Linked DNA regions of Mus musculus: all the other regions are linked to region 1. The links are chromatin loops, found by intact Hi-C in ENCODE. Cell type or tissue: heart. All regions are shown on one strand. Links, peaks and the distances in the headings refer to the core of each region. The heading gives the core; the rest is flanking DNA.

Region 1 (6,392 bases), core at 867-5,866:
AATTGTTGGTCTCAAGAGTAAGTTGTCCTGTTTCATCTGTGTGGCCTAAATCCAATTACAAATGTCCTTAGATGCCAAGGTCCTGAGAAGATGGAGTCAGCTATGCGAAGCAGGCGGCCATGGCCAATAAACACTCATATAAATACCCAATAAACGCTTGTAGCAAAAGCTGCAAGAGACAAGGAATGGGCCTCTCGGGGTCTCGGGAGAACGCATCCTGCTGACTTCTTACTTTGAGACTTCTGGCCTTCAGAACCAAGTGGACATAGTTCTTCTGTTTCAAGGCACCAAGTTCATGATTTGTTCCAACAGCTCCAGGAAATGGCTGCAGGATAACTGGACAGATTATCTGGAGATAGGTCAGAAATCCAGCACCCACCTCTTCCTCCAGAGAACGGTGAAAGGAGAGTGAGCAAGGCCAATGATGGGAGCCTCTAATGTCATGCCTGTCTCAAAGCTGCCGGGCGAGGAATCTGAGGACTGGGTCAGTGTGTGTTAGAATCACCCAAGGGGACTTTTGGAAAAGCTCACGTCTTCATGTAAGGATGGTCCAATCAGAATGTTTGAGGCTAGCCTATAGAACCTGTGTAATTCTGATGATCTGCCATCCTTAAAAATGACAGGTCTAGGTGCTCTGCCCTCCATGAGTGTTCAAGTAGACCTGGAAACGAACCACAGAAATGATTGCTGAATGTATAGTCAACACAGGTTGGGCTCCATGGGTTTGGAGTAGGGGGAGCAGGGAGACAGAGCAAGGAGGAGAGAGACGGAGAGCCTCGCTGCCTGACCCGACCCTCCCCGCAAAGAACGTCAACAATATTAAATACTGTAGAAGGAAAAGATGAAAAATTACCAAGACTGACAGTCTTGGGGGAGCAAGATTCCTAAGCATCTGTCTACACACAGGACCACAGTTTAATCCCAGGGGTCAATGTGATTTGGGGACCAGCAGTAAGAACACCAGGGAGCCTGGCAACAACAAACTGGACTCAGGTCCTCCTTCCTGCCCTGCACTATGCCTGAGCACTTGAGGAGACGCTGTCTCTAAAGACGCAAGCACTTCGTAGCCTGCCTTTAAGCATCTGTCCTTGGTGGTGAGTACAGACCACCAGCATTTGGGGGTTTGAGAAGCCAGGCCATGCACACGCATCTCATTTTGCATGGGGTTTCTCACACTTTTGCAGTTGCTAAAGCTTTCCCAATAATTTTAATCTGTGTGATTATGTGATACTTGAAAATAACAACTAATTGATTTTTTTCCACCTCAAATTCCCTATCAATGATCACAGAGCTGAATACCCCCTTTATACAGCTAGTGGCCACCTGTGTTTCTCTGTGAACTGATTTTTTTTTTGTTCTTTTTGCTTGTCGCCTGTCTAATGTTAATAGCTATAGGAGAAGCTGTATTAACTCGAGATTTAGAAATTCAGTTTAATCACAATGAAAAGACACGAAGATGGGGTGGGGGAGGGGAAGCAAGGAAAATTAAATGTTCCCCCCAAAAAAGGAGGATAATCAAAAGATTAGTTTGTGTGTTTATTTATAGACACTGGGTACAGCAATCCAGTGATTAGGCAAATTAATGCAGCTGTGTGGGATCGCGGCGCTGGGATCAGCCCCCACGTCCTTTTCAGATGATGCCACCTGTCATTTAAGTATTTTGCATTTGCCTTTTATGTTCCATACATTTCATGATGATTCTTACTTGAAAACACTCTCAGTTAACTCGTTGAGGGCTCTAACACGTTTCCACCTCTTTCTCTCTTCTACAGTCAGGAATGGAGTGAACCGAGCACAGCCCAGACTGAGAGGAGGATGGGACGTTTGCCTCAGAAGACCACTCCTCTCCACATGCCCATCTCTTAGGAAAGAGGAAAGGTCTACTCTTCCACTGCGTAGCAAACTGGATCCCTGCCAACATCGTTTGACAAAGTAAGAGCAAGATGTCGTGTGCTGGCTTGAGAGCAGGAGCCTGTGCAGCCAGTCCCTGCCCCTGCCTCGGGATGCACTCAGTCCTTACTGCCCTCAGAGAGCCCAATCCTGTCATGTCCCAGAGTCACAAGATCATATCTGGCACATATGACCCATGTCACCAGTGAGTGTTTGGGGTCTTCCCTGAGGGCTCCTGGAAATAAATGATGCTGAAGAAGACCCAATCCATTTACCCCCTGTGTCCCCTCGGGACCTATAGGTCTCCCCTGTTTCTGGAGTATGATGTGTGCCCAGTGAAAGCACTGTACCAGGTGAGGAGGCAGTCTCTAGCCTCTGCTGTGTGGTCTGTGAGCTACAAACAGGTTTAACATGTCTATAATGCACGTCAGGCAACTGAGGAAATGTAAAGCATGAAGAAAGGGACTTTAGGAACAAAACAGGAGGGTGACTGTATCCAGCAGGTTTAACATAAACACAGGAAACCCACGCCTCTGCAGCTGGGCCGGCTAACACACCTACCGTAGCTTCTAGACGGAGGATGGTATATTTAAGTTTTTTGTTTTTCTTTTTTGTAGATGTGAAAGGAACGGACAGCTCTGTACAGATCTCAAAATGAGGGTCAGAGTCACGGATGCTCATCACTGGCGTGTCGTAGAATGCTTTGGGAGCTGCTATGTGTCACAGAGCATGCTGGAGAGAAAGTGCTGGTCTGGTTTGGCTAGTCACCCCAATATCTAGATGGCAGACAGAGTAGAGAGAAAATGGAGATCCCTAAACAAACAGAAACACAGAGCTACCTATAGGTACACACAGAGCTCCATCAGGTGTTAAGTCAAGAGAGAGACTGTTTTAACTGTGTGGATGAAGCTCAGCAGAATACGCAAGGCTACTGCCACAAAATGTAAAAAACCCATAGGCTCTCTTTCAAATCAGTATTGGACACAGTATGTGTCTTTGTATCTTGCTCCATGTGGTGGCTCTCTAATCAATTAGGGACAAAAAAAAAAAAAACACCTCAAGGTGGCCCACAAGTTCTAGAGCCAATTCTCAAACAGCAAGAAGTGTCCAAATGCCCAGAGGCACAGGCCGACTCAGCTGCACACATTCCAAATCCTCCCATTTCTTGTGGTCAATAGAAGAAAGGAAACCGCCGAAAGATAAGCAACAGGAGTGGCGGTGACTTTCTGTTCCTTGTATTTCAGCCAGCTTCCTGTGTGTGTGTGTGTGTGTGTGTGTGTGTGTGTGTGTGTGTGTATGCGCCCGCTGCTCTGCCTCACTCCCCCCTCACGGGGGTGGGGGTGGGGGACAGCAAGCTGTTGACAACTCCTACTGTACAGAGTTGTTCATGCTGCAAAAGTGTTTACTGCTCACAAGTGACTCTCAAAATTAATTCACAGCAGCAACACCAGAGGAAAGCTTTGACAGACCGTCTTATGTGTTGACACAGTTATAAGTTGTTGGATTAAAAAAAGCAACACACTTTCCCTCTTTTCCAGCCCAGACCCACCCAAATTGCTCCAAATAGAGAGCAGGAACCATGTCTGATTTGCAAATACCATCCTGTAAGTGGCTGCTTCTGGCTCTGGGGTTTGTGGCTTCGGGCATCAGAAGGATGTGGCCCTCACTTCTGAGGTGGAAAAGACTAAAGTTTGTTCACCTCAGCCTCCTTCGGAGGTCAGGGAAGCCATTTTCCCTTCAACAGCTCTTCTCCCCTGGGCAAGCCTCAGGCAGCAGGTGGGAAAGAGGGATAGGGCTCGATGTTAAACCTCAGCAGACACAGGGCCACCACAACAGCCCCCACCCCACCCCTCCCCACACAATACACTTCCCTCTTCCTTTCAGAAACAGCAATCCACTCCTGGCAATGGCTTCAGGGAGTCTGGGGAGACGGGCTTTGCTTGCTCCGAAATAATTTACAGTAAAAATAAAATCAGAAAGAATGTGGTGTGATTTAACCAACTCAAGCTACTGAAGATAATTAGAGTAAAAGAAAGGGGCAGGGGGATGGCAACTTTGGCCTAACCGGGCCCTTGGCAAGGCTCAGCTGCTGGCTGTACTGTGGAGGTTCTGGGCTTCAACAGCTCCCACTACGCAGCATCCTCTCCAGGAAGGAGTCCAAAGGCCTCGGAAACTAAGATTTTTATTAAACACAGCGAGTGTGCTTCCCGGTCAGAAACTGCTAGTCCCTGCGCATCTCACTAGTGCAAGAACTTTCTCCAGTTGATCATGACTGCCAGTAGAGTGGATTGAGAGGCCATCCCAGGGGACACTGACCAGGCATTTCACTGGCCTCTCCTCCTTCCCAGACACGCCCCTTTTAGCCACGGTCCACAGGTACAGGAGGAGTTCTTCTGCCTGTACCTCTAGGCCTGCCTGAGTCTCAGCAATTACTTCTGCATTGGCCCGTGAGCTCCTGGAGAACGGAATGTGGCTTTAAACCTGCCCCATTTTTTATGGGGAATTTAGTTCTTTTTTTCTTACATATGAGCCTACCTTTCAAATTTATGGCCATTCTGAAAGGTAAACTAAAGTTTATAAAGTTTCCAGTCATATCCAGTGTGACTGGAAAACAGCATTTGTGGCACTGGCTCCTCTGCAGAGACAAGGGACTTCCAGGAAGAGGTCAATGGGAATGTCAAGGGCACACGCACAAGAGCCAGCTGCTTCGGCACGTAACTAAAAACCCCAATCTCATCACTGCTATGCCGGCCAAGCAAAGTGATCGCTCTCCACCCAGCATGGAAAGACAGCTTCCTCCCTCCCGCCAATGCGGTCATGCTAAGAGGACACTGCCCTTGCCCATGCTGTGCACAACCACATCCAGGCTTGTTTTGTTTGGATGACGGCACTAGCTAATGCGAAGTAAAGGGAGACACCCAGCAGTGGGAATCCGGCAGCAGAAAGAATGAATGCACAGAAGATGCGGATGATAAGAGAAATTACCTAAGTCTCAGACATACTACCTAGTCAACGAAAAGAACCATGCTTCTCTTCTGGGTAGCCTTGCTTCGTACGGCCAGCAAGAGAATGGTATGTGTGGTGTTATGTACATCAGCTGGACCCACTTTTCATCCATTTCCCCATCTAAGGCAGCATGCTATAGACTTGTCCAGGGCCCCTGAACAGAGTTTTCCAATCTGACAGAAGTATTAGATTACGTGTGCTTACATATCAGCCATACTTGCCCCTTTCCTCAAGTACCCATTGGGGTGCCCTTCGAGGTCTTCCTAACTTCTCTCTCTCTGGTTCTTCTGTGTCTTAAAGCCAGCAACCTTCACGTTCTGTTTTCGCCACATTGCCACAGATCACCCCCAGGAACACATGCCCAACGACCATCTCCAGCTCAACCCGCACAGCCACCATTTCTCTTTCGTGCCACCCTTGCTTATATCATATCACGGATTCGGGCTGGTGGTATGTCTCTGCTTCCCCTTATCAGTCGCTCAGGGACACAACCACTGAGCCACCACAATCGCTTTACAGAGCTAACAACCGTGCGCTCACAAACCTCCACTATGCACTCCACCTGATACCCTTCCCACTCTGCCCAGCAGCCTTCCACAGAGGTCGGGCTGCATTTCCCGCAGGAGGACAGTTCTGCCCGTCCTAGGAAACCATGCAGCCCTCTCTGTACTGCACACACAGCAGATTTGCTCCTCAGGACCTCAACCACTGCATCCTTGGCTCTGATGGCCACTCAAAACCAAATTCATTAGATGTCTTGTGTCTGCAACTAAATGCATCATGGCTCCTCAAAGACGGTGTCTTCCTCCTGTGTGGCAAATGCTATAGCAACTACAATGAATAAGGATTTCTTGCTAATCTCTGTCCTTCCCTAATCAGGAAGGGAGCCTAAAGGAAATGCAAGAGTAAACTAAGCAAGGAGGTAACCGGTCCCTCTAGATGGAGACATACTGGGATTGGATAAGCCCAGAACTGAGGACATCTGCTGCCAGGAAGTTTATAACACTGCCAAACACCCTCCCAATGTTCAGTCACAAACTCTGGGTAAACTCTGGATTTTGGATGTAATTCAGTACATGAAAGGGGGTGGGGCAGGCAAGAAAATAATTCCTGTGCATAAATGAATCACCATATGCTTTCCCTTTTAAATCCAAGTTAATTAGAAATATTTCTATAATGTAAGACAGATACTTTATGATGATGCATAGGGATATCCTATTTGGGAGTGAATTTCTTGATATTTATTTATTTATTGGGTTTTGAGGCAGACTCTTACTGTGTAGTGTTTGCTTGCCTGGAAACCACTACGTAGACTAGGCTGGCTTCAAACTTGCCAAGATCCACCTGTGCGATTCCTAAATACATGTGCTATGATCCGTATTTGGCCTGAAAGAGGTGGTCAGGGATTGAGGCTGCTCGGCTGAGATGGTTAATAACGCTGTGGCAGGGACAGGCATTGCCTGGGAGAGTGGACAGATTGCATAGGAACCAATTCT
Region 2 (6,392 bases), core at 410-5,409, 120 kb before region 1:
ATTAACTTTAATTGAAACAGCTAAGAGTCTCCATTATAGGAGAAAGAAAGAAATGTAAGGGATATTTTGTTCGTACATAAAGAAGGGTTTAAAAGTGAACTAATACATACATTAATTTACAAAATTTAATTTGCATGCCACTATGGTTCAAGGCCTTGTTACAAATCCGTATCAAATGCTAATCACTGTGGTCATTTTATTTTAAGAATAAACAAGTGTAATGCAAAGAATCTTTAAAGATGCCTTTGAAATCAGGTCACTTAAAAATATGTTTTATGTGGGTCTTGCTTTTTGGTATGTTCAAGCCGTGCCATTGCCAGAAGAAGAGCATCTCTGAAAGTCTCTTTAAATAGGATGCAGCGGCCTCGGATTAAAAAAAAAGCAACAGGTTTGAAAACAGCTTATGTGTCTCATTTAAAATTAGCTGTCGCTGTGGCTGTCCGCACTGGCCCTCCCTCCCTGCTGTCACCAGCATCCTAAGGCCTCCAGAGAGAGAGAGAGTCACAGTAGCCTGAGTTCCCTGCCAGCGCATGGCTTAGCTTTCCTTCATCCCTATTGAGGCCCCGATTTCAGGGCTGGAAGTCACCTTTGCCTTACTATAAATAAATTCTCCCTTCAGGCATTTCAGAACCACTGTGGCTTGATTCTAACTCTCGGAACCTTCCTTCCCACTTGCCTGCAACTCGTTGCTTGGAATATTTTGCCTCCTTATTTATTTGCTTTTCTTTTCTTTCTTTCTTTTTTTTTTTTTCATCCATTGCCAAGTCTCACTAATGCAACTTGGAAAATTGCACCACAGCTTTTAATGAGGATTCTGTGCTAAGAGCCATTTCACCAGAGAGGGCTGCTCTTTCCTTTTATGGGAATAATAACACCTACTGTTTCTATAGCACCAGCCTTCCAAGAAGTTGAGCATATCATGTTTCATTAATCTGAATGGCAACCTGCCTGTCAAGCTGGGATCCAGCACTGCTACTCTCTGCATACTCATACCGAAATCGAGGGCATTAAACAAAATGATTTTCTCAGGACTATAAACCCAGAAGCAGTTAAGGAGCTGTGATCTGTCTGTATCTTGCCTGCTATGCCTGTGTTCTGGGTTACTGTGTCCCCATTGTGTCACCACTGTCCTCTAGGCTCCTTTGCTCTGCTCCTTTGAACATGCAAGACATCTTAGAATTAGGGGTGCTGACAAAATTGAGCCCCACACTTGCTCTGTTGCCTTTTCTGCAGCTCCTTTCCTGATAGGCTTTGCCTCCCATTTCCAAGATCTTTTCCTGCTTCCCAGCCCAAGCATCTCCCCTCAATTCCTGGCCAGCCACACTAGTTTTCTCTCACTCCAGCATGAACCTAGGAAATGTCAAGGACCAGAAACCTGTAACACAGGGTTAGACTCACAGAGCAATCATGCAGGTCTGCCCCACCACTCAGAGAAGGCTATACTTGGCAGAGCTGAGTCTGCTCCTTGGTCAGTAGATTCCATCCTCTCCTGGGTACCCAGGGACATCCGTTTTGTTTCCTGCATAATCAATCAATGTTTCTTCTTCTGGAAATTTTCCATTAGCTTGAATATTGGGGTTGCTTAGCTCTACTGTAGTTACAAATCAAAGATTTTTTTTTTCTTTTTTTCTTCCTTTTCTTTTTGAGATGGAGGCCTTACTATTGCCTAGCTGGGTTCAAGTGATCTTGCAGGTCTGCTCTACCTCACTCCGTTTGAACGGCTCAGCACTCCTGTCAGAATGTGATCTGATGAAATAGAGAGGTTCCTGTTTGCAGAAGGCACCTACGAATACAGTCCTTGCATCTGGTCACAGTGCTGGGTGTGAGTGACGAATGAGTGCATAGCTTTACCTGGGACACCTAACCCAACCCCTCAAGGCTCAAGGAATACAGGAGAAGAGGGAGCAGAAAGAATATAAGTGTCAGGTGATGAGGGAGCATCTTTGCCGTCCAGGTACGACACGGCCGATGGAGATCCGCACAAGGGTGGGTCCTCCAACCCTTCCTCATGAGGGGTTTCATGAGGCCCTGCTCTTCCTGAGGGGACAATGACTGTTAATGATTGCTGGTGGGGTGGAGTGGGTAGCATCTTATGCTCAGAGGGGCAAAGAAGAGGGATGAGAAGAGGCTCATGGAGGCTGAATATGATTAGAATACATGGTATATACATATGAAATTGTAAAAATAAAAGTAGTGTTTTGAGCCAGATGGTTGTCCTCCAACGTGACTCAGGGATTCAGGCTTCAGCTTCTCTAAGTTCTTGGACACCTTCATTGATGGGAAAAAGGATCCGGACCTACTTTTAGCAGCCTCAGAGTAGAAGTGACAAATTAGTCCATCATCACGCCACTGGCTGCACTCAGCCACACGGCCTACTTGGTTATGAGTGTAGCTTTTCTTTGTGTGTCCAGGAAGGGAAGGGAAAGTGGGTGTGGCAAACTTTGGCATTGTTGGCCATGGTGTGCAAGCGTGCTGGAGTCTTTCCCTATCTGACAGATAAGCTATTTCCCTCCAGCTCCTGGCCCAGTTCTCTGCTTGCTTTAATTAGTGCAGCCTTACAGTCAGCTGAAACGAGGCATTCTTTCCTGTGGAACACAGGTGGGTCTGTTTTCCGCTTCAACTGCATCTGCCTGCCAAGTGCTCAATGAAGTCACAGGCAGCATCCACATCTACTTGTTGAATGGCCTTCAATCCTCCCATGTTCCAATTCCTAACTCTGGGTTAGATTTTGCCCATGGATTTAATGGGCATATAAAACCTGACAATAAACGCTTCTACTTGGATGCCAACAGGCACCTCAAACTTCATACATACACACACAGGACTCCCCAGTCCTGACCAACCCTCCTCACCTACAATCTTACTCACTCAACTGATCTCAGCTAATGGTAACACTATTCTTTTACTGTTTTTGGAGAATCTGGCACTCACGTACGTCTGTACCACTGCCAGGATCCTCATGCTATGTCTTAACTACACCAGGGTCTATCTCTACTCTGGTGCTCCCTTGGGCCTTCATCTATGTACATGTACACGACACAGACATCAGAATAACCTCTTGTGAAACTCTTCAGTGGCTTCTCTGTTTATTCTGTGCAAAGGCCAAGTGTTTAGTAGGGTCACAGTCTGGCTTTATCACCTCTCTGACAGAATGAATGTGGCTCCATGCCACCCTTCCTTTGGTACCGTGTCAGGCATTTGGGACTTGCAGTCACTGGACCCTTCTCTGTTACTCCTCTGCCCCACTTCCTCGCTCACCCACTGACTTTCCAGCTGCCAACATGGCTGATCCTTCACCTTCTGCCTATGTGTCATCTGAAGTCACCCTTGCCACAGGCCTTTCTTGACTTTCCTGTTTAAGATCTCAGTATCCGTGACGGGACATTCCATGGCTCTCTCCTCTCTTTCACTTTCCCTGCAGTTTCCTACCTACTGGATTATAAGTGACAATCACCCAGATCCTAGAATGGTCCTTCCTGGTGCATGGTAGGGCCTGGATGAATGTTTGTTTAATGAATGGGTAAATGTTTGAGGAAATAGTCCAAGGAGGTTGACTGCTTGAGCCTTCACACACAGAGGTCCAGACTGTGCTCTGTCCAATGGCTCCCCTTTATGTTTTTTCAGGTGAGTGCTGGTGAACAGGGGAGCTGGAAGGGCTGGCTCTGTGCTCAGGGGTGGGTGCTTTGCCTTTCTTACTGTGTCCCACAAAACATCCTCTTCCTCTACAGGCTCACGAAGGCTGAAGGCAGAAGGCACCCTGTGCTTTAGCATTTTAAAAAAAGATTTATTTATTATTTTATGTATACGAGTATACCGTAGCTGTACAGATGGTTGTGAGTCATCACGTGGTTGCTGGGAATTGAATTTTAAGACCTCTGCTTGTTCTGGTCGGTCCCACTCACTCCAGCCCAAAGATTTATTTATTATAAATTAGTCCACTGTAGCTGTCTTCAGACATACCAGAAGAGGGCATCAGATCTCATTACAGATGGTTGTGAGCCACCATGTGGTTGCTGGGATTTGAACTCAGGACCTTCAGAAGAGCAGTCAGTGCTCTTAACCTCTGAGCCATCTCTCCAGCCCCCTGTGCCTTAGCATTAAGAGCTTTTCATGGCATCACAAGTGACAGGGGCCATCCAAAGATAACCATGGCAGTCTTATTGCTTCTCTGCAGGTCCTAAACCACATGTTTATAGTTCTATAAAAGCTGCCTGAAAAAAAGGCTCCATGATTTTGCTGTGGCCTCTGTGCTTGGTGGCCCCACCAAGAATGAGCCTCACTATACCCTGGGGACAGGTTCCTTTTTGTCAATAGTCCTTTTGGGTCAGATCCACTCCCATCTCCTTTTTTGAGGAGGGAATTTTGAGACAGAGGCCCACTATTTAGGACTACCTGTCTTAGCCTTGAACCCACAGAGATCTGGGTGCCTCTGTTTTCTGAAATTAAAGTGGGTTGAAATTAAAGGTGTTCTACCATGCCCAGATCTACCCTACTTTTTTGTTTTGTTTTGTTTTTTAATAATGAGAGAAAATGATCCCAAATTGTTGAAGGGTCGGAGTTAATAGACTAGTGTAAGTCTAAAGTATTTATAATAGCTAAAGACATATTATGGAGAGAGATGGCTCAGGAGTTAGGAGCACTGACTACTCTCCCAAAGGACCTGGGTTCAGTGTTTAGTACCCACAACAGGAGGCTCACAACTGCCTTTAACTACACTTATAGAGGGTGTAGCATCCTCTGGCATCTGTGAGTACCTGCATGCATGCAGTCCATAGAAACTCACGCAGATGCACATGCATAAATACAGAAAATATCAGGCTACCTGCCTGATAGTCTTTATCCTCAGTTTTACCCACAACCCTGAGTGCTGAAGGACCAAAGAAACAAGACAAAGAAAGGTGTAGCATTAAGAGAGTAACCAGCAGATGGCAACTCATTTCCATTCCCTGGGAACCCAGCAGACTTCTGAAAAAGGGTGTTGTACACTCACCCCTTCTTAGGACACACAGCCCATTCCTATCCTCTGTACTCCACAGACTTCAGGACTCTGAGGCCACTGGTGAGACGGTGAGCATCAAGCCCAAAATGTTTCCCATGACCACAGTTAAGGAGCTGTTTGCAGAGTTCTCTTTAGTGTAACGAGTAGTGGGAGACCTGATCTGAGATGCGCAGAACACTGGCCACTGTCTCCTCTTTCAGCACAAAGCACAGTCACATTGATGAATGATCTGCTCAGTTGTGGAACGGAAGTGCTACTCATCCTCTGCCCGTGAGAGTGTGCGCGTGCGCGCGCGAATGTGTGGTCTAGAGACTGTTGAGGGCTCTTATTTGCTGGCAACCATGAGTCCAGCTTTTGCAGAGCTGAATGGCAGTTGTTGTTTTTTCCAGATATTTTTTTTCCACTGACAGGAAGCTGGGTAACACACGGATGCAGATGATAAAGACACTGTAGGGACAGCAGTCACTTTATAGGGCTAGAAGCAACAAGACCAATACACAGCCAACTCACTCTTAACTAATGTGACCAGACTGAAAAACTAAAGTAGACTTCTACTGGACATCCATGACTGCAGTCGGGTGTCCTCTTAGTCTGTACAGACGTGAGCAATGTACAGAAAGAAGCACCCACATCAAGGGTTTGACTTGAGAAGAAACTTCAGGCTTAGTAACATTTATTTATACCCTGGTTTCCTTCACATTTTACTGGATGGGTACTGTATTTTGATTATAGGTTAAGGGCTTCAGAATTTTAGGGCTTCTTGAAATTAAGATCATGGCTCAGCACTTAGGAGGCAGATTTCTGAGAGTTTGAGACCAGCCTGGTCTAGCACAGCTAAGGCTACAAAGAGAAATCTGGTGTGGGGAAAAAAACCCAAAATCCAAACACACACACATGCACACACTCACACATAGGCTCGGAGAGATTAGTAGATCAGGATCCAGGTTAGAATTGAGAACAGGCTTGGGCTTAGGTCTTCTTTTCTAGGAAGTATGAGGTAGGGCTAACACAGTCATTGAGGGAAGACTCGATACATAAAGTATGACTTCGTTTGTGTATCTGCTTTAATATCTAAGTTTTGGAAATTAGTAATACATATACACATATGAAATGGCTCTCCAAGACACAACAGAAATAAGTAGGCAACATGTGTCACCTCCTCTAAGACTACTTTGTATAACTAGATGTCATGAAACTATTTCCAGAGAATTCTAGAGTTGGACTGAGTGAGGAGGATGTCGTCTTTGTTCCCATTGGAGAAGAAGGACATGTGTCTGAGCAGCACTTGCTGCAGGATGGGCTGGGTTTGCAGCATTACATCACTACCTCAGCTGCGAAGCCCAGGAGCAGTTTACAGACCGCCATGCCTCCATCCAGTGCAGATGGGAACCGC
Region 3 (6,392 bases), core at 742-5,741, 100 kb after region 1:
CAACTGATGAACACTGATGAAGAGACACTTCCTGGAAGGGCAGAGCTCTGCACGAAAACAGCTTGGAAAAGCTCTTGTCTGTTCACAGGACCTCAGTCAAGATTTCTCCAGAATCAGAGGCCAAGTCAAGAAAAAGGTTGCTTTTTGAAGTGGAAAGCAATAAAAATGTCAAATGAATGAAGCTGGCCATACAATAGTCTAACAGTTTTGGAAGAAAGATAGCAAGGTACAGTTGATCGCTCACTGAAGGTGTCACTGTAGGTGTTGAGGACAAGCAGCAATGAGGGAAGCCATCTTGGCCAACAGTCCCATATCCTAATGCTAATGAGGTGGCCGAAGTACCATGCACGCTTGCATAAAGCTCATGTCTTTCATGGTAGACTCCGAATGGCTTTGGAAGCCAGTCTGACTTTTACCACTTACCAGCTAAGCCACCCTGGGCCAATGATCTCACCTTTTCTAAACCTCCACTGCCTGCTGTGATCTCTGTTTGCTCATCTCTGCCTTGCTTCCTTTGTGAAATGCTGCTCCTGTCCATCAAAGGGGACAACCATGGCTATAGCCAGCTGCCTGGCCCAATATCAAATATAACAAAGCACTAAGTGGTCTGCACTTTTCAATAGAAAAAGTCTTGGTTAGTACAGCTGCTGATTTATAGAAGTTGCTGTGATTAAACAAGTCACACCAAGACGATGCATGAGGCTGTGGGGAAGGCTCAGTGGATGAAGTTTATCCCAGGGCTTGCACACACTAAAGGCAGAGCGACAGTGAACTGCTGCAATCCCAGTCCTGGTAGCACGGACATAGAGGGCCTATTCCTGGCCAGCTAGGCTAAGCAAATCACCAAGTTCTGATCGCTGAGTGGAAAAGGCTGTCTGTGTCTTGAAGGGACTGGGGCTAAATGTTAAAGCTGGAGACTATGTGGCCAGGAGCCTAGGCAAAGCTATTCTCCCTTACCCAGGAACATCAGGGAGAGTGTTTTTAAGGCCTGGGAGGAGTTTAAAGTACAAAAAAGTGTTTCAAAGTTAAATATTCATTTCCTACTACATGCTGCTAGGACCAAATGTATCTAACAGGCTCAGAGACATCCTGGTTCTCTGACTTCTCTGTAAGCCACACAAAATTCCCCAGCTGTTGGGCCCAGGATAGTTTATTTCCTTAGACTCCCTCTATTTCCTGCCACTTTAGATACCTCACAGAATGGTTCCTTCTGGTTTTAACCAGATAAGTGCTGAGAGCTCGCTGTGACACCACTACTCTCGGTGAGCATGTTTTGTATTGCAAGAGCATCTAGCCATATCTATTGGGCTTGTAGCATGACAGAGCTTGAGAGAACAGAAATGTCTCCCAGAACAACCCCTCCAAACCACCGAATTACACCACAGTCCCTTCTTGCCAACTTTTCTGAATGAACCTGTTAGGAAATATCAAGATCTACCGTGTGTTCTGGCCACAAACCCTCTGACAAGGAAGAAGGCTATAGAGAAGGTTAAGTCCAGAGCAGAGCGCCATTGAGACAGAGACTGAAGGCTCTGAAAAAGGTGTGTGTTAGGGGCGTGGGGGTGTGGGGGTGTGTGGAATGATCACAGAATAAAGTGGAACACCCAACAAGGTCTTGCAGGGACAGCCAATGAGTCTGAATTTAAAAAGCAATTGGTCATGCATTAATACTTAATGGGCCTCATTACTGTTTAGACTAAATCAAAGCAATAGATATCTTCCTTAGTCAAATTTATTTATGCTAAGCACAAAATAATATTCCTTATAAATCTATGGAATTTTCATAAGTCTTAAATTCTTCCCAGGGAAATGTAGCTCCCTCTGTCAATTATCCATCTATCCACCCATCACAGGAACAAAAATTCAAGGAACTCCTTAAAGCATGCAAAGAAAAATTATGAAAAGACACACACCAGCCAGATACATTTCAGGAGTGGTTGCCATAGAAACTCGTCAGTAGGTTTCATTTTTAGAGTTGTGCCTTTTGATAAAATAGTAAGTTTCTTGGAGTATTACACACACACACACACACACACAAATAGCACAACTGCTGATGCCCAACTAAAATGCTTTACAACTACTTATTTAAACGAGTTCTCCTTTTAGGATGCCAATTATCTGTAAAGAAAACAATCCACCCTAATGAGCTGGCTGCCAAGGCTCACTCTTCCTCACTCCTAGGTATTTCATATTGAGTAGAAGCTGAAGTGCGGCTGGTGTAGGCATGAAGAGGTCAGGTACTTGTCAGGAACCTAAGAAAATAAGACCTGGTGTCGAGAGGCTCCTGACAGCTTTCAGCCACTGGTGCTAACATCTTCCAGGCTATCTGGACAACTGCTTGCTTGTTCAAAGGCTTTATTAGTTAGGTCTCCCTTTTCTATGACAAGGTGGCTCTCCATCACCTGTGAGAAATGATACTATGTTTCATCTTGGGGGAAGATACTGTAACACTGCCACTGTACAGAGCTCAGCCACTATCTCCTTTTCATTTGTATTAAACAACTGCTTGCTGTGGGTCTGAGTTCAGAAAGCACATACTGCACTTCCCGTTCTGAAAATTAAGGAAATTACACATTCTAACATAGAATCAGAACAGTAGTCACTAATTCAGACACTACTTTTCAAGTACAGGCAGCAGGTTAGTTATCACAATGCATTTTTTTTTCCTGATCAAAAGGCATCTGTGTTTGTAGATGAGGGCCAAAATAATCTTTGGATTACAATCAATAGACAATCATCGCATCTGACGTGTGCCAGGAGGGGCCTAACAATTGCTTAACCTGGCCTGTAAAGTATCTTTGAGTCATAAGCCTGGCAATCTCTGAAATGGGGGCTGCTGGGTTCCGTTTTCTATCAGCTGGGAACACCCTGGCTTCAGACCAAGAAGCCAGTCCTCTCTAAACAATAAAATCAGCAACCATCCTGACTTCCTAGACACACGAAGTAAATCACATTAGCAGCTGAGGAGAGGCGATGAACTTTCTGTTTGAAGGGCAACTAGCCAAGAAAACAAGGAAGGATCAACTGAAAATGTCACGGCAGAGCCTGAGCCAGGTGCTGGCTCTAGAATGACTGACAGGTCCCTGTGAAGAATCCAGGGAGCAGAGCTACCACTCTGAAGCAATACCGAGCTCCCTTTTCCCCTTAAAATGATACAAGTTTGTGTACACATATTTTAACAATTTCTGGCAAAGTGCACGTGTGTATCTATGGTTAGATATGACTAAGAAATTTTATCTGTATGACTAAGAGATGATGGTTATCTCTGGAAGGATCAAAGGTCGTGTTTGTTTTGATATTTTCCCTAGGCTCAGCACTGGCATTCATGATCTCTTACAGAAAGGAAGATAAGCGCACACACACACACACACACACACACACAGAGTTTTTTTTTTTTTTAAAAGGTCAACTATGGGATAAGAATTAGTCAAACAGTGGCACTAGGAAAACAATCAAAGCAGTCCCTGAGTGTCTGTGGGGACTCGTGAATGTCCAGTTCCAAGAAGGCTCAAACGCCTTATATAAAATGGCCCGACATCTGCATGTAACCCACAAATCCACCTGTGAACTTTAAATGCGCTGCAGAGTCCTCACAAGGCTAACATAATGTAAAAGCCACGTAAACAGCCATGCCATCCTGCCTAGGGAATGACAAGGAAAGCAGGGTCTGTGTATGCTCAGCACAGATCAGTTTTTCCCAAACATCTTCAAGTTCATTGTCTATATCAGGGGATGTGCAGCCCATCAGATACAAGCGGATGTGGCAGATCAAACCTCTATTTCATTCCTGGTGGGCAAAACAGTGACACAAACAGTACAGAAAAGGGAAAAAAAGAAAAAGAAACAGAGGAAGTATTTCCAAAATGCAACAGGAAATCTGAAAATAAGTATGAATGAATATTTTATACTGAGTTAAATATTTTTAAATTAATCTTATAGGTCACAAGTGTACATTAATTTTAAAAGTTCCTTATGTACTAATTATGGCTTAGGTCCAAATATAGTTTAATATAAGATATGTTGAAGTCAATCAAAGGATATTGTTTGGAGAATTCATTTCGCCTCACAAAAGAACCTGCAGTGGGTTGTAAAGCAATTCTACCCACAATGCCCTATGTTCCTCGTCTTAAAGAGGTAAACAAGTTGCACGAAGTTTTTTGAATTTTTAATTTTTAATTAACTTTATTACAAAAACTTGCAAATAAATATCACAGACCAAAAGGGACCAGAGCCAAGCTCTTTACATTCCCATGAACTTGGATACACTTAGGAAAGCATTCCGAAGCGGGAGAGCTTCGCGTTACATTTTACACTTTCACTAGGGACTAATTTCAATGCGAATTTTTAAAATATTTATGTGATAATTAACTTTTCAAGTGTTAAGAATACTTTGGTTGGCTTAGGACTAAATCCATACTGAATTAATATTTCTCTAACTACCTTGATATTTGATTGATTATATTAAGAAGAGAACACACAGACATTTGTTCCTTCTTTAGCCTCTCTATAATGTAGGAGATGCTTACAAGGCTCTTAAGCTAAAGAAGAGAAACCATAACTTCAAATATCCCAAAGTTTCATTACAGAGTGAGCAAGCACTGACTCCCGAAGACATGGTCTACGTTAGCCCCTCAGCAGGCAGACGCCCTCTTTGAGAAGTAGTCGGAATGATCGATCATCCACCACACTAGCTTTGCCTTGCAAGGTCTGTGCCCTTCTCTCCTGAATCACAGATATCTGCAGCCTAAAAGATGGAAGCCAAATGTCAGGACTGCCTTCTGCCAAACATACTTGAGAAGCCAGATGGCTAACCACTAAAATAATATACTATTTCCAAAGCCAAGAGTGTAATACATTTGAATCTTATCACTTCTCCATATAGAACTCCGTTTGGAACATTGAGACTTAACTAGATGAGCACACACTTCCCATATAATGTATATACGATAGGATAGTGTGTATACGATAACAATGAGATTACAACAGTGTATCATTTCAGCTACTGTTCTGTTGGGTTGGTGGCATTTAACACAGAAAAAAATGACCCAATCACTTCAGTAGCAACTTCTCCAAATAGCTGCATTTCCAATCGCCTCACTCAGGCAGGTGGGGGCAGTTTGGGAAAGGCAACCACAAACATTTATGCTAGCTTTGCTGTTAACAAGCAGGCTGGAGCCAGACTGTACCATAGCAATCTCCTCCTTCCCAAAGGATTTCATTTCCTCTCTATCAAAGAGAACCTCAAGATACATGAGATACAAGATACACAAAAAAATAAAATACTTAGCAAAGTGGCTACTAGTCCCAATGCCTGCTAGTGAAAGCAAATTAGGGTCTAGGCCTGGAGGTCAAGAGTGTGTGGTAGAGGTGGGATATGGCCAGGGAGAAGGGAGCCTACCAGGCATGTAGCAAGCAGTTCTAACTCACCACTCAAAATGTCTACCACAGGGAATTGCTAAACCTGGTGTTTGTTATTAGCTAATGATGAAATAAAATGTAGGTCAGGCAGAAAAATGTTAAACCGGAAACAAACATTCAGATGTTGCATGATGGAAGCTACCTTGGGTTTTTACTTTTTGGGGGGATGCTTTTTTATTATATATATATATATATATATATATATATATATATATATATATATATATATATATATATATATCACACATAAAATCTTACTTCTGTTTACTTTTAGTTTTTTTTTCCCCAAGTAGTTAGCCTTAATGTAAGTCTAGTTTTAGGCTTATATAAAAAAAATTGTTGGAAAGTTCCCTGTCTTCTGGCTCTCACATTTAAATAACACCTTGTGTGAGTATGATATATTTGTTATCATTAATGAGCTAGCATGCTCTTATTAACTATATTCTACAGGTAACATTGGGGTCTGTTTGCTGTGTTACATAGGTCTATATATTGCAAAGCTACAACGTGTGATTATATCACTACAGTATCATACTGAATTGCTTCATGGCCCTAGCCCTGTAGTCTACCCATGCTGAACTGGGTAAGAAGTGCTCAAACTGTCTTCCATACGGTCTGTGCCAACGACTTCTTCTTTTTAGTCCTTAATAATTCACAGAGGGACTGGGATGTAGCTCAGGACTGGCCTGTTTGCCTATTATGTGCCAAGCCCTTGGTGATTTCAAAGTACCATGAGCACCGCACAGTAAAAATGTATCAATTGGATCTAAACAAATAACCAGGAAACAGTTCCAGTAGGTTATCTGTGATCTGACTTTCAAAGTCTGAGTAGACATGTAATCTGCCTGAAACATTTAAGAGTCTTATGATCTTGTTGAACTGGGCATGAGGATTATCTATAAAATTCCCGAAAGTTCGGGCTGGAGAGGCAGGTCAGCAGCTAAGCGTGCTCACTGTTCTTGCAGTGTAGGGCC
Region 4 (6,392 bases), core at 422-5,421, 50 kb after region 1:
TGCAGTAGTATATCATAAGTATGCAAAATGATTTCACGTAATTTAAATATAATTTTAAAACCCTTCCCTGAAGTCCTTAGTAAATAAATAACAGAACAGCACACTGTCCACAGTCTCTCAGCTCTTGCTGTCCTCAGTGGCCGAAGGTCCAACTACTATCAGATCCGCCTCTCCTGAAATCGGCATCCCCGGGATGGAGCTGTGGGACAGCACTCATGAACCTTGCGAGCTCTCTTTAGATCAACAAGTCATCCTTAGAAGAACTTTCTTGAGATGGGACTATGATGGTTGGCCATGTGATCCTGGGGCAAGCTTACCTAGAGAGCGCTTTGGGCAAACACTGAGAGCATCCCTTCTTGTGTTCTACTGCGGAAGTGTTTGCATCATCTCACTGAGCTGCTCAGCTCTGGACCAACACCTTTCTTTTTCCTATCTTAAGTCAAGTAGAAAGGTGAATGTCTGGTGGACCCCTGCACACACAGCTTGCTTCCTCCTCTCTAACATGCACCTCTCTCATCTCTGCTTGGGAAGACCCTCTATATTCTTGAAGGCAAAGCTCAACGACAGCTTCTCTGTCAAGGCTTCCTTGCTTCTCCAAGTCCACCTGCCTCACCTTCAGTTTGATCACTCAGGATTCTTTCTCTTACCATGTCTTGTCTTTGGTTGGGGCTAAGATACTGACCACCCACTGGGCTCCTGGTTCCATGCACAAATGAGACTGAAATCGTGAAAGTGGTAAATTTAACTGTAAATTTAACTGTAGTTTTAAGATTCAGACACACACAATCTCAGAAGCCACCGTCTGAGAAGCCCCCGCCACTATATAACATGTACCTAACCCCGTACCAGGAAAGATGATACACATCACACGGGCGTCTTGTCTTCCCCGTAGCAGTAACCACACCCGAAGTACACATTCAGATGAACCTTCGTCTCCTGTTGCATTGTCCCATTATATTTTATTAAAGTGGGGCCTTGCTATGCAGCCCAAGCTGGCCTTGAACTTACGACCTTCCTAACCCCCCTCAGTGCTAGCATCCGATGTCCAAGCCCAGACGTTTACGTGAGATTATTTATAGAAAAATCGAATGGCTTAGGTTGACATTTATGTTTATAGCTATACAATTCTGTAATGTCACTCAGTGAACTTGGTGCCTCAACTCTGCGATCCCCAAAGTGGCTGACTATGAACCTAATAGGTTAAGCATGATCTGTGACGTTTCTGATAGTCCTAGTAACGTACAGATCCCTGATCCTCAAGCGTACACTCAACAGAAGAAGAAGTTTTAACAAAAATCGACTACTCTTGACAGAAACAGTGGACTCCGGGTCATTGCCCATCCTCACTGCCTGCAGGGAAAGCCTCACTGCATGCGGAAGGTGAGTCCAGACAGGGGCTGTATGATGGGCAACTCGGACAGACCACCCGATTACTGCTGGAGACCTGCTCTAGGGCTCTGGGAGCTGCCTGCAATCAAGGATGTTTGACTGAGTTCTGTTAACTGTCAAGATTTAATAGGCAGAGCTAGTTAATAAGGGCTGGCTGGATCTCTCACCAGCCCTTGCATCATGCCCGCAGCCAGCAGCCACATGCTTTATGGCGTCGCATGGGAGTTGCAATGGTGCTCATGAGAGACTAAACTCAGGGTGGTTTGAAGAGGAATGAGTAAGCATCCTCAGCCATGCATACAGGGCAGCTGAAGCCGTCTCTGTGTTTCTCAGACGCACGGTGAAGGCTGTCAATTTATTCCTCACCAGCATAGGCCGAGCCAATATCTCTTCCCTAAAGTTCTAAGCAGCTCGCACCATGTGTTACATGAAGCTGAGTGCCATGACTCACAGACACGGTATTCACAGTGAACAAGGTAATAGTTTAGAAAGTGCCGGCAGGATAGCCCGATTAACTCCTGCTTGGAGGGAACTCTGTAAATAGAAGAGATGTGCAGAACATTCTACCTTCCTTGATGCTCCTCTGTCCTAGCGTGCTATGGCCTTGCACGTGCAAATTCCCTCTTTAGATTCCCAGGTAAAGGGGCTGTTGTTTGTGCTTTGAAGAAAACAAGGCAGACTTTGGCAAGGAAACAGAATTCTAGCAAGGATGCTCAACCTCACCCAAGATTCCTATACAACCTGATTCTGCCATCCCGCCCTGTACCGCCCTTCACCTTCCCCATCACGCAGACGGGTCCAAGGACAGACGCAGCAGTAAGAGGAGCGTGTACCTGGGGGAGCACATGAACAGGTGAAGCTTTGTGAAGTGGAGGCTTTCTTTCTAACTGACCTCTGTTCAAGTCCTAGCCAAGGCACACCCACCCTTCAGGAGACCAGGGATGGTCTCTGTCATTCCGTGGAAGGAAGGCTGCTGAGGGTCTGCGAGATACAGAGCTGAACCTTGAAACGAGGTAAGGCTAAGGGGGTGGAGAGGATGGCAGCCTCTCTAAGCTGCTTTCGTATACTGCAGTTACTGGTTAGCCACTCATCTGTGTGTATGAACATAAGCAGGCAGGTGATTAGCCAGTGGCCATCTGTGGTTAGGGCCCTATACAGTGATTCCTGTGGAGACTGAAAGGGTTAAGCACCTGAGTCGTCACCAGAAGCTGAAAGTCCGGGTATGAATGGTATGCAGCTGGGCAGTTGTCCAAAGGCTCCGTATCAGGAAGACGGCGATAAACAAGTGTGTGTGTGCTCGGGGCCTGATAAGTCAATGGGGGCAGAGAAAGCGGTGCAGCCACCCAGCCTGAGGAAATATGCAGCGGGCTGGGCTTCCACTTTAGGTGAACAATAGCTCTGTATCGGAAGCAGGTCTGAGGGTTCGCACACCCTCAGGATGGTCTTTGACGTCCTGTACAGTAAATGACTGTTGCAGGGGACTGAAAGCTGGCCATCAACTCCAGCATATAAAACCATGAGAATGGGACTCTAAAATTCTCAACACAAAAACAGGCTATGAAGAAAGCACATGGGAAAATTACACATATAGGTCTCAATTGCATAAAATACATGAGTATATTTAAAAGGACACATTAAATGAGCTGAAAATTTTAACACCATAGAATTTTCTCTGGTGGTGAAATTATGTGATTTTTTTCTTTTATTACATTTATTTCACTTTCCTGTTTTTTTTTCTAAAGTAAATGCATACTACTTTGATGGCAAAGAAAAGAAGGAAGTTCTTTAAATAAATTAAAACAAAATCCCTGAATGAAGGGTTATCTGCTGATGGATTGATTACCTGGCATGAAGTAGGACCATTCATGTTTATAAACTATTACAATGCACTGGCCTTTATGTCTGCAAGCTTTAGTATCTTCTGCCGTGCAGTATAAACTTCCTGAAAGCAAAGACTGAAGATTCTGTGTACTGTTGGGCTCAATTTAAAAACTGCAGACAGGACATTACATTATGACAACTTCATCAATACACTCGGTTCTTTGTCACTCCGGTAACCAACTTTGAAAATTCCTGTGTGACGCAGCTTTCCCTCCACCCTTAAAATAACACTATAGTAATGGCTTTTCTTTTCTTTTTCTTTTTGGCAAAAAAATATCCTGAGAAATTGCTCCCCTGCTGTATTTAAAGCAGAAAGGAAGAGGGCTACCCCACCCACCTCCGTGCTGACACATTAGCTAACAGCTTTATTTATCACTGCACTCCTGGCTGCCCCAGCCCCTAGAATAGAAAGTAAAGTAGACACAAACTGAGCTCAGCTCCAGCATACATGTAGCTCTGGAGCTATAACCATCCAGGGCTTCCGTCTGCAGCCTTCTCCAGGTGCTCCAAGTCTTAGTGATCCTCCGAGAGAACATCTACTCTAACTTCTGAACTTACTCTCAAATATACTTTGCAGCTTTTGCTTGATTTTACCATAATGCTCATAAAAGGTTAGAAATTACTATTTAGAGGCAGTGTTCTTACTAGAAACTTAAGAGATAGCAAGAATGACAGAAATTAATAGTCCCTTGTAAGGTGTCACAAAACAGGCAGGAGGGCAAATGTGCAGTCCCAGTTTGCTCATTATGAAACATAGAAGCTAGATTTTTAGAGTCATGACCTAGCCAAGTTCTCTGTCCATTCCTACGGCAGTGGCTAATACCTGCTGCAGTGGCGACCTTATCAAGTGCTCTCACTTACAAGGTTCAAGGGTTAAGTGCTCAATGTACACGGTGTCTCTATTAGTACTTTAGGGAGGCTGGGTTAAGGGAACGTCTAGAGACTTTGGTGTTAGAGCTGGGATGGAGTTCTCAGATACACACTGTCCCCGTTAAGGACCAGCTGACTGAAGGGGCATGGGGTGGGCGTGGTTACTAAGTGTGAAATCAAAGCAATAGGTACAATTACATTGTTTTTAACTTGAGTCTGTTTCATACATATAGCTGGCCTTCCTCTACATTAAGAACATGGTCCTGTAAACAAACAAACAAACAAAAATCATTAATCCTTCTGGAGGGAAAAAAAAACACAATTGGAGGAGAGCTAAGGTCCCCTTAAATAACAGCTCAAGTCCGTGGTGAGCACCGCCGTCTGAAGGCTTGGGTGTGGCCACCTGAGAGACACAGAGAAACTTAAGAGGCAAATGTACCGACAATAGAGTCTGTCTGTGGAAAGCACCTTCTGTTCTGACAGGAAGAATCTGTCACAGTGAAAATAGATCGGGTCAACAGCATCTGAGGGATACATGAGTGGGGTTCCGGTCTATCCTGTTTGCCATGGCGCCGTGGCACACGCGTGAACCTGCACACACATGCGCACACACCCGCACACACCCCTGTTCTCTGTTATTTGGTCAAAAAAGGAAATAAAACATTTTCACCCAAAGTATAACAAGGGCTGAGAGCAGCTGGAAGAAAACAGCAAAACTGGCCGAGGGCTCCCAGCAGGCTGTTCTGCGGGAGGCAGGACAACCCCAACCTGGGAGTTCAGCCTCACACACATAGAGTCATTCATATGAGTTCATACAGATAGGGGTCATTTTGACCAAACTCATAGATGCCAGACTGACAGGTAAAGTTAAACTGTTGCCGACCAATTTGTACTAAGAAATATACTCTCCCAGAGGGACAGAACGCTGTCCTCAATTGTCTTCTGTAAATTAAGCCATTTACTGAACACCTACTTACTACAGTTGGTTCAGGGTCTATCTGGGCAACATTACACTTAATTCTGGCAGCAAACTTTGGGGTGCTGTAAACTGGGGTGGAGGTAGAGGATTTGCTGGGAGGTGCAAGGAGGCTCCTGGCTGATGTCAGTGGTCTAGACAACATCAGCTCAGAAGATGCTGACCATGAAGGCCAGAGGTCATAGGTTATCATCATTAAGCCTAATGATATACAACTAATGATATATTGGCAACGCATATGACAGTCGGTCTGCAATCATCAGGGACAACCTAAAAATTTACAGTACCTGCCCCCAGCTCCTTTTGAGGGCTGTCACACACACCAGAAGCCAACTGATTGTATCTGACATTATCAACATCTAAAATGTCGTGTTATCTACCTGTGCTTTTATTTCTCTACACACGGGTTTATCTAAGAATGGGTCCCTAACTTCTGGGATTTTTATACATAGCTATTTCAGCCATTTTATGTTAACATGATAGTTTCAGTTTCAGATGACATTTCCTGTACGTTTCCCTGTGATTCAAATTTTGAGGGTGTTAAGGAATTGGTACCTAGGCATTGATTCATTTGTGTCTATTACAAGTACATATGTAAATACACATGGTAAAAAAAAAAGACTCGCCATATTGTATACTTAAGTACAATCAAAACAGACCCTGGTGATTTATAAACTTATTCTAATAAGCAGAATCTAAGAATATTGTTAGTAATATTTTTAGAGTTTTTTTTAACTCTAAAAAGTTAGTAATGAGCAGACATGGTGGGGCAGACCTTTAATCCCAACACTCAGGAGGCAGAGACAGGCTTATCTCTGCGCCTTCAAGGCTAGCCTGGTCTACAGAAACTTTCGAAAGTGAGGTGAGGGGGGATCTCTCTCTCTCTCTCTCTCTCTCTCTCTCTCTCTCTCTGTTTTCAGCAGAAATAAATAATAAATACAAACCACTGACTCCAGGTCAATAACAGGCATTTCACTTGTGTGCCTCTGAACTGTGGGTTTGGCTTCACCTCAAGAGTGACTTTGATGGTGACTGTTTGCAGAAATTCCAAGCACAGATGATGTCACTGTGGTCTACTTGGTTTTCCTTTCATTCTTTCCTGGGGAAACTAAGCCAAGATGCTAAAATTCTTAGCAGAAGTTGAAAAGATAAACAGCTATGAAACACACAGGTACAATTTATATAAAGAAGATGAAAAGCAAAAATTTAAGACAGTGCCAACAGGACAAAAACCAACACAATCTTTAGAGATATAAATATAGTCCAATTCTAGTTT
Region 5 (6,392 bases), core at 908-5,907, 84 kb after region 1:
AGCCCGGGCCTGTCAAGCCATTCTTGGCAGGAGCCTTCCAGGCAAGGAAGCAGTCGGTCTTAGGTTTATGTTTGCATAATTTACAACTGGATGATGGAATGCTGACACTGGTGGGACAAGAAACAGCAAGGGCACAGTCACATACTATGTCACCAGCAGGAACTGTAGGGCTGCCTGCTTTCTCCAACAACAGCTCAGCTCAGGGGACTGGCACAGACACAGCCAGGCCACGTCCCTCAGGGGCTCCTCTGATCTCATTATAGCAGTTGACACCAGTCCTCACAAAATAAACAGGAAATGTATGCCTGCCTCTCCTGTGGAAAGGCACACATTCCTTCTCAAGGAGACTGCAGTCACCAGCATGGGAAGGAAGTCGGCTCTGCTCCTAAGAAGAAAGCCTACCCTATCGGCCTTTCTCTTTCTGGGATGGGATACAGAGTGGGTGAGCTTAAGGCTCCAGCTCTGGGTGCTGTGAAAATGAGACATTTCCTTGCTGCTGATATCAACATTCCAGGGCTCTGATAGCAGGGCCACTTCCTCTGGTGTAACTCTGGGGAAAGACCTATGATATAGCCTGGAGGGATTTTACCTGCTGAGACCAGAGTACAAGAAAGGGGCTGTTCTTCAAGAACAAAATCCAGGTCTCAGTTTCTCTCTCTCTCTGTCTCCCTCTCCTCCTTTCCCTCCCCAATCCACATGCGTGCGTGCGTGCGTGCGTGCGTGCGTGTGTGTGTGTGTGTGTGTGTGTGTGTGTGTGTGTGTGTGTGTGTGTAAGAGAGAGACAGAGACAGACAGACAGAATTCTCCCTAAAATCATTTGTTTGCTATGTAGGAAACTTTATATACCTAATATTTCCATTTCAAATGCTGAGTTTACCTATAAACTACAAGCTCAGTGGTAAAGCACAGATCCAGCGCGTGCTGTGGTTTGAACAAAAAATGACCCCAGGGTCTGGCGGTGCAGCCTTGTTGGAGGAAGTACATCACTGGGGCAGGCTTTGAAATGAAAAGGCCTCCTTTACCTCCAGTTTGCTCTCACTACTTCATGCTTGGGGTTCAAGATGTGAGGTCTCAGCTATAGTGCATTCTCCATAATTATTACCTGGTCCAAACTATCAGCCACGCGGTAAGAGATGCCCTGCTGGAGAGGGAAGACTCGATGTTATAAAGTAGGGTTAAAACAAAGCCACTTCAAAATAATGATAATGTCGCTGCTGTGTAGTCTGGGATTCCTAAAATGCACAACAGCCACAAAAATGTCCTCATTCTTCCTTCAAGCATAATAACTCAAAGCGGCCCTGTAAGAGCGCAGCGGAATCACCGGAGCAGCGTGAAGGGACGTGGAGGGGTGTGAGCGTCAGAGCGTCTGATCAGCAACACTGTGAGCGCTGTGCTTGTTCTAGTTGAAGCTGTTTCTGCATGCTGACTACTCCAGTTCACTGGTGACTAGCAACAGCAGGAATGTGAGAGCTCCGTTCCAGAATTACTGAAACCACCCAGGCAACTTAAATACATTTCCGTCTCAAAACATCGGCAAAATGTTCCAACTTTTAAAATGCTAACAAAATATGAGGAGCCATGGTGAAGTTGACCTACATTCTAGGGAGGCTGAGAAGGGGGCGGGGAAGGCTGCACTAGTGGAGTTCAGAATAAATGCAAGGTTGCGGGGATGCTGTCTATGAAGTCACTCCCTCGTCTCTCCATTTCCATTTCAGTGTCCATGTATTTCCTGATCTCTGCACTGTGTGCTTTCTTCCATTGGACGGATCGCACACTTAGATAACTTGGTCGTTTTTCTCTTAGGCAGACTTTCATTCTGCAAAACCGGGAGAATTCCTGCACTATTGTATATAAACTAATTCAAACTTTATGAATGAGCAGCGGGGACCGTTTCCACGGACTGTTTTAAAGGCCTGTGGTACCAAGAGTAAGCAAAACCGATCCATGAAGTTAATGCTGCTTCCCATAATGTAGAATCTGGTTCTTCTCACTGTCCAAATGCTAAAGGAGAAACTAGTGCCATGGTGGGGGTGCTGGCAGGGTGGGGGGAAACAATGCCTTCCTCAGCGTTTCAAAACCGTTCACATCAGCTTGAGCACGGAAGCCATAGGAAAAGCTCTGTTTTACCTACCGTAATTACGGTATACCTCACAGCAACTCTCCACATTATCCACTTTCCCCCCTCCACTCAACTTCTCTCAATGATCTCTGGAAACCATTAACCAAAAGTCCTGGTCCAATTTTCCTCTTCCCCCTCCTCTGTGTCCTCAGTCTTGCTGGCGTCCAGACAAAGCAAACTTGTATTACATCACAAAGCAAACTCATTTTTTTCTCTAAAGCAGCCCATTGGTCAGTTACCGCTACTGGAACCAACACTGTCACAGTGTGGTCTTTGTTACTGAGTGCTGCTTGTAAAAAATATATATATACATACATATAAGTTTCCCAGTACTGCTTTCCTCTGCTAAAAAGAGGAAGCGTCTAGCCGGGTTCCACCCATGCAGTAAACTAGACATTACCTTATATACAAGAGCCTCTATGGCATTCCTCGGGCACTGACTGCTGCAGAATTCCTGCACTAGGCTGCACGCTGCAGGCCACAAGCTTCCCTGGCTCACTCACCCTCCTTTCTGCTTTGGCTGCTCTACTCTATCTATCTATCTATCTATCTATCTATCTATCTATCTATCTATCTATCTATCTATCTATCTTTCTTTCTTTCTTTCTTTCTTTCTCTCTCTCTCTCTCTCTCTCTCTCTCTCTTTCTTTCTTTCTTTCTTTTTTTCTCTCCTTCCTTCTTTCTGTCTCATTTCCACTGCCTCACTGTGTTTTTGTGTAAATGCTCTCTCTCACATGACTCAACAAATCCATCTGCCCGAAGCAGGCCAAGTCTGGAGCCCTCCCAGGAGGGAGGAGAAGAATTGCTTTGTGGAAAGGACTTGGAGCGCTGCCCTTCCTCTGGCTCGAATTACCCGCCTGTCAGGCCTGACGGATCTGGCTAAAAATAAAAGGAAGCGGGCTGTGAAAAGCAGATGAATGGGCTCAGCAGCTCCTCAGATAACACAGACCTGCTGTTGCCCAGAGCTTCCCAAACAGAAACTTCAAATGTGCGACCTCTGAGTGCAGCTATGTGGCTTCCAGGTGATCATGCTGTCTGACCCACCAGAGTGGTGTCGCAGCCTGGATTTTGATTTTAGCACCCCCCCCAACCTCAGTGTGTGTGTGTGTGTGTGTGTGTGTGTGTGTGTGTGTGTGTGTGTGTGTGTTAGAAAGAAAGAGAAATAGGAAGAGAAGGGGAAATAAAGTCTCGTACAAAAAGGTTCTCAGAGCACAGCTGAATTCAGTGGAGTGATGGCTTCTCACGTTTTAAAACAATATTGTTTCCACTACAAAATTCTCCTCCACACCAGACATTTTCAGTCTCCCGATGATGTCACTCCTCCATTCAGAGCCAGCAAAGAGTTAACAGTCCTTCTTGTAAGTGTATGGCCAGCGCCTGCAGTGGGTATTAAGCACTTAGGTTTGCCATGTAATGACACACTGTAACAATCTGTAATATGAAACATCAGCAAAGCTCTGGCTCTGAGGCTCGCTCTCCCCACCATTAGCCATATGTTTGGCTCCTCAGATAGCCAAGCGGGTGTTCCAGCATGCCATCTGGTTTCTATCCACACAGGCAACTGCAAAGCAAGGGCTGTACCCCTCTGGAGCTGTGTGTTTCTTATCCCTGTCCTCCCCTTTCCCCCCTCCCAGCTCCTTGGTTCCCTTGCAAGAGAATTCTCTGCCATTCATCACATGCAAAGAAAATGTTACCTGACCTGGCAGCAGTGGAGCCATTAAGAATGCACAGCTGAACTGTAAACACGCCAGAGGGTCCTTTACAGAATCTCCTCAAGTCAGTCTCCCCCCCCCCACACACACACATTCTCTACTCCTTCCTCATCCCCTATGACTGCAGACACTTGATCCAGCATGTTAAAAATAGGTACATTCTTGATAGAACCAGAGTTTGCTGTGGTGCCCTTCACAGTCACTTCACATACTGACAGGAAGGCTTTAACTCACACATGTGTGAGTGCGCACTCGCTCGCACACACACACACACACACACAGGCAAACGCATGTTTGTCTCAACATTCAATTAGCTTGGTGTCAGTGTCACACAGGATGACACACCCCTGACTCACTTCAGGAATCAATCCCTCCTGCTCCTAGGTATTCGACTGCTATTGTTTAATTTTCTGATGGTTCTTTCCACTTCAAGACACGAAACAGGGAGACAGATGAGGCAGGCACTCTGGAACAGGAGCTCGCAGCCATTTTCAGGCAACTGATGACTGACCGAAGAATGCCTTCTTCCTTCTGCATTTTCCAGGGGTGAAAGCACACAGCAAAAATAATCTCCCTCCTCTTGCCTGAACCCCTGATGCCGGGATTACAAATGTGTTATGTGTGTTATGCTGGGTGATGTGGTGCTGCGGATCAAACCTAGGGCTTTGTTCATGCTAGATAAGTACTCTGCCAACATAGCTGCTTCCCCAGGCCTGCACTTTAACAGCATGCAGAAATGGTACATGCTGTTGGAACTGATAGGATTTTCCTAGAGCTTCGCCTTCACAGGATTTGAAGCACTCTATACTCTTTTAACTGCATATTGGGGTATCTGATATACATAAAAATTGTCTCCTTGTTTCTGTAGAAATTGCAATTCATTTTGCTGCATTAAGAGATCATTAATTAGGGATTAATATTTGCCACATCTTATTTAAAACGCTGGTTTCTTACATACGAAAAAACGAAAGAAAGACTATCATTAGAAAGTGACTCACCAGAATGTCAGATTGTCCCACATGGTAGACTGGAGAGGATCTGTCAGGGAGTTCTGTTTATTCAGTCTAACAAGGGTGCCAGGAAGGCCACTAACTATGCAAACTTCTTAAGCCCACTGCCTTTGTGGATCCATACTTTCGTAATCACAATATACGCTGCATTAGCTAACAGAGCCATTAAGATTCTGTTTTTGCAGGTTTTAGAGAATGATGCCAAAGAGAACTTGTAATTTAGAAAGCTTTAGGAAATAACCCAGATGATTAGCCCAAATATATATAAAATATATATTATAAGTAATATATATTATAGTACAACAGTATGCATATATTATTTTAATATGCTCTGTCTTAATATACAAATTATTAATGAGATATTTTACATTTTACACTGGCTCTTGAAATAATATGGACTGTTCACATATAGCATCTACCAATGTGCACTAGTCTTAATTCCAGGACTTTGGCTACCTGTGGATAGTGGTGACTGCTGGGCAGCAGAGATACAGATTTTATACACAGTATAGGTCAAAGGATGTACAGATGTTTTCTCATAAGCAATAGCACAAGATCCAAGTGTAGGAGAGGGAGGCTGAGTCTGGGAAATGGATTTAAGCTGCTTGCACAGTCAATGCCAAGAATGAGGAAAAGGTTATAGCTTAGGGCCAGGACAGGAAAAATAGGGTGGCCTGAAAGAGTCAACCAAAGGATATTTCTAGAAATAAATCAGGGGGAAAAAAGACTTGTCACTTAGAGAGATGAAAGAAAGGGAAATGTCCAATAGGGATGTGGTTATTTGTTGTTGTTGGTGGTGGTAGTGGTAGGTTGTCTCTCTGTGTGTCTGCGTATCTGTGTATACGTGTTTTAATGTTATAACGCATGTTTTCAGTGAAATGTCACTGAATGCATGTTTAAGGTAAAATCTAGATATGTCTCTGCAGTTGAGTAAAAGCTATTGACTAAACCCTTGCTAAGTATTGCTCATGGGTGAGGCAGTGCTACGCACTAGGGGCGGCAAAGCTTTGGGACAGCTGAACCTTCTGTTGTTTCCAAGACAGGATCTCTAGTGTGTGGGGTCCATGCTGACCTTAACATCACTAGGAAGCTCTTGCAGGCCTCGGACTCACGATCGTCCTGTACCTACCTACCAGCGCACACACAACACATGGCCACAAGCATTACTTCTGAGGGGCTCGAATATGATGTCGGGGACTGAATAGCAAAGGAGAGGAATGTCTTAGAGGCCTACAAGATGCTAAATGTAACTTAGAATTTTTTTCTATAAAGTATTCAACAGACTTCTGCTTTGGTTCGGAGTGGGTCTTTCAGGCAGCAGAGTCCACACCAACTGACTTGACATGATTCAGGATTTGAGTTCCTGTTTGTATTCAGCTGTGCTGAATTAAGAAAATCCCAATACAGGCAACCACAGAGATTGATCACTCACTATCTGAACCGTATGATAAAAATGTGGAGAAATTTTCAGACAAGGCCCGGCTCTCTGCTCTCTTATTGCTGGCTCAGAATCCAACTTGACAGGAAGAAAACTGAATGCTTTGCTAGGTC

The links. Hi-C counts contacts between places; a loop is a spot of excess contacts. Peaks named below come from ENCODE experiments on the same cell type or tissue, not always from the same donor. Only the 100,000 strongest peaks of a DNase experiment are listed, where the experiment ranks them.
Region 2: it touches region 1 in a loop (4-fold over the local background); 5 of 42 quality-filtered maps call a loop at or near these places.
Region 3: a loop joins it to region 1, with 9 times the contacts of the local background. A loop is called at or near these places in 3 of 42 quality-filtered maps.
Region 4: a loop joins it to region 1, with 5 times the contacts of the local background. A loop is called at or near these places in 5 of 42 quality-filtered maps.
Region 5: it touches region 1 in a loop (3-fold over the local background); 5 of 42 quality-filtered maps call a loop at or near these places.

What each region holds. Positions count from the first base shown.
Region 1 is chr4:32,384,808-32,391,199 of GRCm38, reverse strand. It overlaps a transcript of Bach2 not described here. Among named protein-coding and RNA genes, the nearest start is that of Bach2, 29 kb to the left of the region's middle. In heart, for the core only: no CTCF peak of the experiment used is centred there; DNase peaks (open chromatin) are centred at 3,129, 4,099 and 4,679; H3K27ac peaks cover 3,180 bases.
Region 2 is chr4:32,503,314-32,509,705 of GRCm38, reverse strand. All of the region lies in intron 2 of Bach2 (BTB and CNC homology, basic leucine zipper transcription factor 2), which reads right to left. Among named protein-coding and RNA genes, the nearest start is that of Bach2os, 65 kb to the left of the region's middle. In heart, for the core only: no CTCF peak of the experiment used is centred there; DNase peaks (open chromatin) are centred at 485 and 2,565; H3K27ac peaks cover 1,104 bases.
Region 3 is chr4:32,285,012-32,291,403 of GRCm38, reverse strand. It overlaps a transcript of Bach2 not described here. Among named protein-coding and RNA genes, the nearest start is that of n-TGccc3, 58 kb to the right of the region's middle. In heart, for the core only: no CTCF peak of the experiment used is centred there; a DNase peak (open chromatin) is centred at 2,923; H3K4me3 peaks cover 373 bases; H3K27ac peaks cover 2,450 bases.
Region 4 is chr4:32,334,100-32,340,491 of GRCm38, reverse strand. It overlaps a transcript of Bach2 not described here. Among named protein-coding and RNA genes, the nearest start is that of Bach2, 80 kb to the left of the region's middle. In heart, for the core only: no CTCF peak of the experiment used is centred there; DNase peaks (open chromatin) are centred at 2,711 and 3,611; H3K4me3 peaks cover 1,430 bases; H3K27ac peaks cover 3,891 bases.
Region 5 is chr4:32,300,468-32,306,859 of GRCm38, reverse strand. It overlaps a transcript of Bach2 not described here. Among named protein-coding and RNA genes, the nearest start is that of n-TGccc3, 73 kb to the right of the region's middle. RefSeq lists an enhancer at 1,450-4,957. In heart, for the core only: no CTCF peak of the experiment used is centred there; DNase peaks (open chromatin) are centred at 3,019 and 3,649; H3K4me3 peaks cover 1,645 bases; H3K27ac peaks cover 4,449 bases.